2 separate regions of the Homo sapiens genome follow, and region 1 is linked to region 2. A link is a contact called in ENCODE Hi-C or POLR2A ChIA-PET data. All regions are on one chromosome and are shown on one strand. Each heading gives the region's core, a stretch centred on a gene start or an enhancer-like site at or near the end of the contact. The rest is flanking DNA. Distances are from core to core; before and after follow the strand shown. Region 1 has its middle 31 kb from the start of MIR607. Region 2 has its middle 44 kb from the start of PIK3AP1.

What was found. Hi-C counts contacts between places; a loop is a spot of excess contacts on that map. ChIA-PET counts read pairs that join two places held with the same protein, here RNA polymerase II (POLR2A). Pooled maps may share reads with other maps.
Region 1: a map of Caco-2 shows a loop between it and region 2 (5-fold over the local background). The contact joins two enhancer-like sites. A Hi-C loop is called at or near these places in 2 of 168 maps with a recorded cell type or tissue (B cell and Caco-2), 7 of 37 single-sample maps with no recorded cell type and 5 of 50 pooled maps. POLR2A ChIA-PET finds 5 or more read pairs at or near these places in 6 of 52 experiments (H1, OCI-LY7, Panc1 and 3 more).

The regions. Positions count from the first base shown.
Region 1 is chr10:96,796,007-96,800,058 of GRCh38, reverse strand. No RefSeq gene overlaps it. Among named protein-coding and RNA genes, the nearest start is that of MIR607, 31 kb to the left of the region's middle. Within about 2 kb of position 1,403, at least 2 of the 41 ENCODE cell types and tissues checked have a DNase peak (open chromatin) inside an H3K27ac peak, as active enhancers do.
Region 2 is chr10:96,762,159-96,766,266 of GRCh38, reverse strand. No RefSeq gene overlaps it. Among named protein-coding and RNA genes, the nearest start is that of PIK3AP1, 44 kb to the right of the region's middle. RefSeq lists a silencer at 292-381. Within about 2 kb of position 1,791, at least 3 of the 41 ENCODE cell types and tissues checked have a DNase peak (open chromatin) inside an H3K27ac peak, as active enhancers do.

The DNA of each region.
Region 1 (4,052 bases), core at 154-2,653, 34 kb before region 2:
GCCACCATGCTGGCCTGATATTTTATTTTATTTTATTTTATTTTATTTTTTCATTTTTAATTATTTTTGAGACCAAGTTTCACTCTTGTTGCCCAGGCCAGAGTGCAATGGCGCAATCTTGGCTCACCACAACCTCCACCTCCCGGGTGCAAGCGATTCTCCTGCCTCAGCCTCCTGAGTACCTAGAATTACAGGCATGCGCCACCACACTTGGCTAATTTTGCATGTATAGTAGAGATGGGGTTGTCAGTATAGTAGAGATGTTGGTCAGGCTGGTCTCGAACTCCCAACCTCAGGTGATCCGCCCACCTCAGCCTCCCAAAGTGTTGGGATTACAGGCATGAGCCACCACACCTGGCCCTGATATTTTATTTTTATAATTCTTTTTTTTTTTTTGAGGTGGAGTCTCACTCTGTCGCCCAGGCTGGAGTGCAGTAGTGCGATCTTGGCTCACTGCAACCTCCACCTCCCGGGTTCATGCCATTCTCCTGACTCAGCCTCCTGAGTAGCTAGGACTACAGGCGCCCACCACCACGCCCGGCTAATTTTTTATATTTTTAGTAAAGATGGGGTTTCACCATGTTAGCCAGGATGGTCTCGATCTCCTGACCTCGTAGTCCGCCTGCCTCGGCCTCCCAAAGTGCTGGGATTACAGGCGTGAGCCACCGCGCCCAGCCAATTCTTTTTAAGAGACAGGGTCTTGCCACATTGCCCAGATTGGTCTTGAACTTCTGAGCTCAAGTGATCCTCCTGCCTCAACCTCCCAAAGTGCTGGGATTACAGGCACAAACCACTGTGCCTGGCCTTTTTAAAAATAGAGACAGGGTTTCCCCATGTTGCCCAGGCTAGTCTCAAACTCCTGGGCTCAAGCAATCTGCCTGCCTTGACCTCCCAAAGTGCTGGGATTATAGGTGTGAACCACTGCACCCAGCTCATTCAACATTTTGAATGAAGAAAAGAGTGAATGAGTCTAGGAGCTATTATCAAGCCCAGTGGAGCTCACATCTGGTCTGAATGTTTGATACCAGCTGGGGTGGGAGTAGTGAGCATTACATTGTCAGATCCACTCAAGGTATCAAGCCATTGGCTGAATGGAGAAGGGAAGAGTGACACTGGGGTCTAGCTTCTTGGGATGAAAAGTCAGCCAAGACATAAGTGCATTGAGTACTCATGTTTCAGGGCCCTCTTTAGGGAGAACAGAAGGCTGACTAGTGTCCGGCCAAGCTGGAAGCATCTGTTTTATCTACTGCTCTCTGTTACTAATTAACTATGGGCGCCCCTATTGCCAACACCCTTGTGCTCAAACACAATTAAATTTTAAAATAACATGACTTTAGGAAGAACTGTCCAAAGTGCAGTGGTCTGTGGATGGGAGTTGCCAGGGTGTAGGCAGCAATGATAGCTGAGATCAGAAATCCTTTCTGCCTGTTTACTTTGACCAAGAATCGGACCCAAGTTCTCCCCTGGAGTAGAGAAGGATGGGGAATCTTCTAAGCTGGGTGTGGTGATCTCTTTAAAATCTCAAACATGAGGCCAGGCGCGGTGGCTCATGCTTGTAATCCCAGCACTTTGGGAGGCCGAGGCGGGCGGATCACAAGGTCAGGAGATCAAGACCATCCTGGCTGACACGGTGAAACACTGTCTCTACTAAAAGTACAAAAAAATTAGCCGGGTGTGGTGGCGGGTGCCTGTAGTCCCAGCTACTCGGGAGGCTGAGGCAGGAGAATGGTGTGAACCTGGGAGGCGGAGCTTGCAGTGAGCCGAGATCGCACCACTGCACTCCAGCCTGGGCGACAGAGCGAGACTCTGTCTCAAAAAACAAACAAACAAAAAATCTCAAACATGAGATCAAAACCTGATCACATGAAATCTGAACCTTCTGTATTACAGACCTTGGCCCTCATGGAACCCCTTTTGGCCTTGCCCAGAAGATGTCTGAACCCTAGAACCTGAGTAGGGTTGTGGGAAGAGCACTAGAGAGGTGGGAAGGGGACTTCAACTTTAGTTTGGACCTTACCCGTGCGGCCCTAGGCATGTTTCCTGATCGTCTGGGCCTCAAAGGAAAACCAACTGGACCAGCATTCCCAAAGTATCCCCAGGATTTTAACAGGTGTTACGGAAAAGGGAGTTCTGTTAACCAGTGTTTCCCAAACGGTCGTATGGAACACTCACTGGTGTTAGGTGGGATGACCTGAGCAGGTTCTGGGATCAAATTAATATTTTTACTCATTCTAACTAATTTTGGCAAATGATCCTCATTTTTCCACTCATAGTAGTGAGATAAAATGCTCTTTTAGAATGTACCTTTTAAAAGGTGAGTAGATTTAAAGAAAGAAGATCAAGTCAGTAACAGTTCAGGTTGCTGATGTGGCAAAACGCGTGAAGGCAGTACACAAATTACTGAGACTTGAGGTAATTCTCTATTAAACCAAATAACGTGGCTTATTTGTTGCAGGACTCCTGAGGAATTTTGTCTTGTTGATGGCCACTTTGTTTCTTCAAGGAGGGATTTGGCACCTAGCATTTCTTGAATTTATTTGACCATAGAACCACTCTTTTGGCCGAGTGTGGTGGCTCATGCCTGTAATCCTAGAACTTTGGGAGGCCGAGGTGGACAGATCTCCTGAGGTCAGGAGTTTGAGACCAGCCTGGCCAACATGGTGAAACCCTGTCTCTACCAAAAATACAAAAATATTTATCCAGGCATGGTGGCATGCATCTGTGGCCCCAGCTACTCAGGAGGCTGAGGCAGGATAATCACTAGAATCCAGGAGGTGGAGGTTGCAGTGAGCTGAGATCAGGCCACTGCACTCCAGCCTGGGTGATAGAGCAAGACTCTGTCTCAAACAAAACAAAACAAAACGAAACAACAACAACAACAAAACGCTCTTTTTCTTTAAAGTAACAGAGCATCTTGTTAGATTCTAGTTCTGGAGATTGTTCTTCCAAGAAATGCTTATGAGAAGTGAAGAGGTGGCTTTTAGAGCTGATATTCTTAAGACCTTGGTTCCTTCTCCTTCCCTATGTTGGTTGGAAATTCTTAGAAGGGAGCACAGGGATGGAGCTGGAAACAGCCATCTAAGCAGGTTTAGATCATGGTTAAAAGCACATTCGCCCCTACATGCAATGTAATATCCTGGATTGGATGCTGAAACAGAAAAGGGATATTAGGGGAAAAAAACCCTAGTGAAATTTGGAGTTTAGTTAATATTAGTTAAAACTAGTGGCATATAGTCTGGAGTTTAGTTAATACCAATGTGCCAAGGTTGGTTTCCTAGTTTTGACAATGTACTGTGATAATGTCAGATGTTAACAATAGGGGGCTGGTCGTGGTGGCTCACGCCTGTAATCCCAGCACTTTGGGAGGCTGAGGCGGGTGGATCACTTGAGGTCAGGAGAAGTTCCAGACCTGCCTGGCCAACATGGTGAAACCCCATCTCTACTAAAAATACAAAAATTAGCTGGGTGTGGTGGCACGTGCCTGCAATCCCAGCTACTCTGGAGGCTGAGGCAGGAGAATCACTTGAACCCAGGAAGCGGAGGTTGCAGTGAGGCGAGATCACACCACTGCACTGGGTGACAGAGCAAGACTGTGTCTCAAAAAAAAGTGGGTGGGGGGAAACTAGTTATGGGGTATACAGAACTCCCTGTGCCATATTTGTAACTTTTTTTGGTAAATCTAAAGCTATTGTACAGTTAAAATGTTTATTTTTAATTATTTATTTATTTTTTGAGACAGAGTCTCACTCTGTTACCCAGGTTGGAGTGCAGTGGTGTGATCTCAGCTCACAGCAACCTCCGCCTCCCGGTTCAAGCGATTCTCCTGCCTCAGACTCCTGAGTAGCTGGGACTACAGGCACGCGCCACCACACCCAGCTAATTTTTGTATTTTTAGTAGAGATGAGGGTTTCACCATGTTGGCCAGGCTGGTTTCGAACTCCTGACCTCAAGTGATCCAGCTGCCTCGGCCTCCCAAAGTGCTGGAATTACAGGCATGAGCCAACATGGCTGCCTAAAATGCTTATTTTTTTAAAAGCACATTAGACCAAAGT
Region 2 (4,108 bases), core at 542-3,041:
GGCCAAAGCAGGAGGATTGCTTGAGTACAGGAGTTCGAGACCAGCCTGGGCAACATAGTGAGACCCTGTTTCTTCGAAAAATAAAAAAAATTAGCCAGGCGTGGTGATGCCTGCCTGTAATCTTAGTCCTTTGGGAGGCTGAGGCAGGAGGATCACCTGGGCCTGGAAGGTTGAGGCTGCAGTGAGCTATGACTGTGCCACTGCACTCCAGCCTGGGCAACAGAGAGATCCTGTTTCAAAAAAAAAATTAGTCCTCAATTCATTAGGAGTGTGGTTTACATGAATCGCCAGTAAAAGGAACATAGGGCTTGAATAGGCACTTATCTTTACCTGTATCTCACTGCCAGGGTGAAATCTAAAGCATTTATCACTAGTCCGGCTGAGGCACCTTCAGAACAGATGTTGGTGTAGGGTTGGAGCCCCCTGCTGGCAGCCTCCTGCTGTGCGTGACATTACTCCTTTGGGGGAGTCTCAAACGGGGACCCAGGAAGTTACAGGGAAGGGATGATAAAGGCCACTTGGAAGAACTGGGCAGTGACTGTTGATTAACAGTACGTAAAAGTAAGTAAAGGTGTTTCCATTTTAATGCAGCACATGCTGTCTTATTCCCCTGGGAAGACAAGCCTGGTACAAGGAACTGTGTGTGTAGTTTACTGTGGACAGTGGTGATACCAGGGAGCAGGGGTGGAGACTAAGGAAACTGACCAGGGAAGAAGGAAAACCAAGCCAGTCACATTGGTGACTGCAGTGGGCACGGGGGCTTCCATCCCAACAGCAACTTCTGAGGAGTTGTATACAGATAGTGCCTCAAACTGACCACCCAATGGATGAAAGGCAGAAGTTGTAAGTGTTCCCCCATGAACTCCCATCTAGCATTGACAGAGGGTCATCTTGAAGGTTGTAACGCCCTTGCGCTTGTAGGTTTCACATCAGCGAGTGCCGGGGTGCTCCCGCAGGCACGTCGCACCACAGCATCGGAGAACCTTGCGGGGTCAGGGGAAGATGTACAGCGCATGCTTGAGGTGAGGCAGGGCCACAGGAGGTGAGTTGAAGCCTGCATAGAATTGTGTCCTCAAATAATAGCAGGAATCGAGGTGTGGCCAAGAGGATCCAAGGCAGTGCGTGGAGCACCCAACACTTAGGCATTCCTCAAGAACCTTGTGTTCGGCAAAATCAAGCAGTAAGAGTAATAGGGCTTATGGGGAAAATAGGGTTAGAGGCAGATCACTCGTAATCTGTGGAAATCTGTAACCAGAATGCTAATAAAAATAGTGGTTTGCACATAAGGAGATAACTTGGACTGCCCAGACTGCCTCAGTGTGGCTGGAGACTGTCACAGTAGATATTTAAAATGTTCAATGTGATAGAGTGGGAACATGCTGGCAACACTTTAATTAGAGCTGGTCTGGCAAGTGTTGAAAGAGTGCAGATGGTGGTGGGCTCTGAGTGCTAGTCAGGTGGATCCAGGAAGCAGTGCAACCTGGCTGAGAGCTGGGGAAAAGGGCCCTGGGTGTGTGTGCTCATTGCCATTTTCCTAAAATACAGCTGAAAGGGCTCATGCAATTAGTGTAGCAGCTGAGCTGAGCGCTTCTTCCTTCCCTGATGATGGCTATAATTTTACTTCTGCAGTGAGCTGATTCCCATAACAGAAATGTGCATTCTAGCAGAACAAATGTCTTTCTGGGTCTCACTGTATGGTGAGACTGTGGTGCATACTGATTAAGTATTGGCCCATTTCACTGCTCCCGTGGGCTTGGCTTGCTCCATGCTGATACCGCACTTCCTCATTTCAGCCCTCAGACTCTGAGCCATTGCCCACCAGGTTTCCAGATGCAGTACCCTCTGTAGCTCCTCACCTGCCATTTCGAATCCTGTTTATTGACAGGTGTTAATGTGGACAGCCTATTTATTAATGAACTTCTCCGGCTTAATTTATAAGCCTTTCTCCTCCCATGAGAATGTTCCCCATTTCCCTCATAACTGCCCCCATGAGAATCCCTGATGAGTGAGCTCTGGTGCTTGGACTCCATCTCCCTCTCTTGCTTCAGATGTACCCATTATACATCAAAATGAGCTGCATAGGAGGCCAGCTGCCTCCTGTAATCCCAGTGGCTCACACCTGTAATCCCAGCACTTTGGGAGGCTGAGGCGGGTGGATCACCTGAGGTCAGGAGTTTGAGACCAGCTTGGCCATCATGGCGAAACCCCGTCTCTACAGAAAATACAAAGATTAGCTGGGTGTGGTGGCGCATGAGAATCACTTGAACCTGGGAGGCGGAGGTTGCAGTGAGCCGAGATCATACCACTGCACTCCAGCCTGGGAGACAGAGAGACAGAGCCAGACTCCTAAAAAAAAAAAAAAAAAAAAAAAAAAAACAGAGCTGCATAGGGATGAAGGAGATGAAAAACAAAGCTACCAGTAAAAAAGCAAGTCAGTCATTTATCACAGCTATGGTAAACAATCATTTTTCTAATTATTGAACAAATAAAAGAATAACAGTAATAATACAATGATGTAACTACTTTTATGAGTTGCTATGTGCCAGGTGCACTTTATGCATTATCTCTTTTTTTTTTTTTTTTTTTTGAGACAGAGTCTCGCTCTGTTGCCCAGGCTGGAGTGCAGTGGCGCAGTCTCAGCTCACTGCAACCTCCTCCTCCCGGGTTCACGCCATTCTCCTGCCTCAGCCTCCTGAGTAGCTGGTATTACAGGCGCCCACCACCACGCCCAGCTAATTTTTTGTATTTTTAGTAGAGACGAGGTTTCACCATGTTAGCCAGGATGGTCTCAATCTCCTGACCTCGTGATCCACCCGCCTCAGCCTCCCAAAGTGCTGGGATTACAGGCGTGAGCCACCGCGCCCGGCCTGCATTATCTCATTTAATCCTTATAAGACATTGTGTGCTCAGTGCCATTATTAGTGATATCAGGTTTTTACAGATGGGAAGAAGGCTTAGAGAGGTTATGTAATTTGCTCAGTCACCCAGAGTGGCAGAGCAGGAATAAGAGTGTTAGAATTTGAATTCATACATTTCTAACTATTTTCTACTACCTTCTAGCATAAACCAATAAATAATACAGGAAAAATTGAGCTGCTAGGACATGGTAAAAAATAAGAGTATATACAAAATCTATAAATACGGAAAGGAAGAGATTAGAGGAAATAGCTGCAGCAGATATGATAAAGAATCAGCAAATGCTCTTATTAAATTTATGATTAAGAGTATCAAGAAGCTGGGCAGGCGCGGTGGCTCACACCTGTAATCCCAGCACTTTGGGAGGCTGAGGAGGGCAGATCACGAGGTCAGGAGATTGAGACCATCCTGGCTAACACGGTGAAACCCCATCTCTACTAAAAATACAAAAAACAAAATTAGCAGGGCATGGTGGCGGGTGCCTGTAGTCCCAGCTACTCAGGAGGCTGAGGCAGGAGACCCGGGAGGCGGAGCTTGCAGTGAGCCGAGATCGCACTACTGCACTCCAACCTGAGCGACAGAGTGAAACTCCATCTCAAAAAAAAAAAAAAAAAGTGTCAAGAAGCCAATTACAAACAGACAAGGACACAGACAATATACAGAAAAGAAAATACAAATTTAAGTAAGTGGTAAGCTTTTCAATAGTACTGGTAATCAAATACATGAAAATGGAAATACTAACAAGATGCAATTTTGCATCTACAAATTTGAAACACTTTTGAAAACTAAACACAAGTGAGGCTATGGAGAAATATTAGTTGCTAATGGCATTGTAAATTGGTAGAATTGTACTGTGTAAAATTTAACAATACATATTAAAGGCAATAAAAATGTAGCCCCTCTCCCTCCATTCTGCATATTCTTGGGGGTTTATTTTCAGAAAATATATATATTTTTAAATTTTTTGAGACAGAGTCTTGCTCTGTCGCCCAGGCTGGAGTGCAGTGACATGATCTCAGTTCACTGCAATCTCTGTCTCCCAGGTTCAAGGGATTCTCCTGCCTCAGCCTCCCGAGTAGCTGGGATTACAGGTGCCCACCACCACACCTGGCTAATTTTTGTGCTTTTAGTAGAGACGGGGCTTTACCATGTTGGCCAGGCTGGTCTCCAATTCCTGACCTCAAGTGATCTG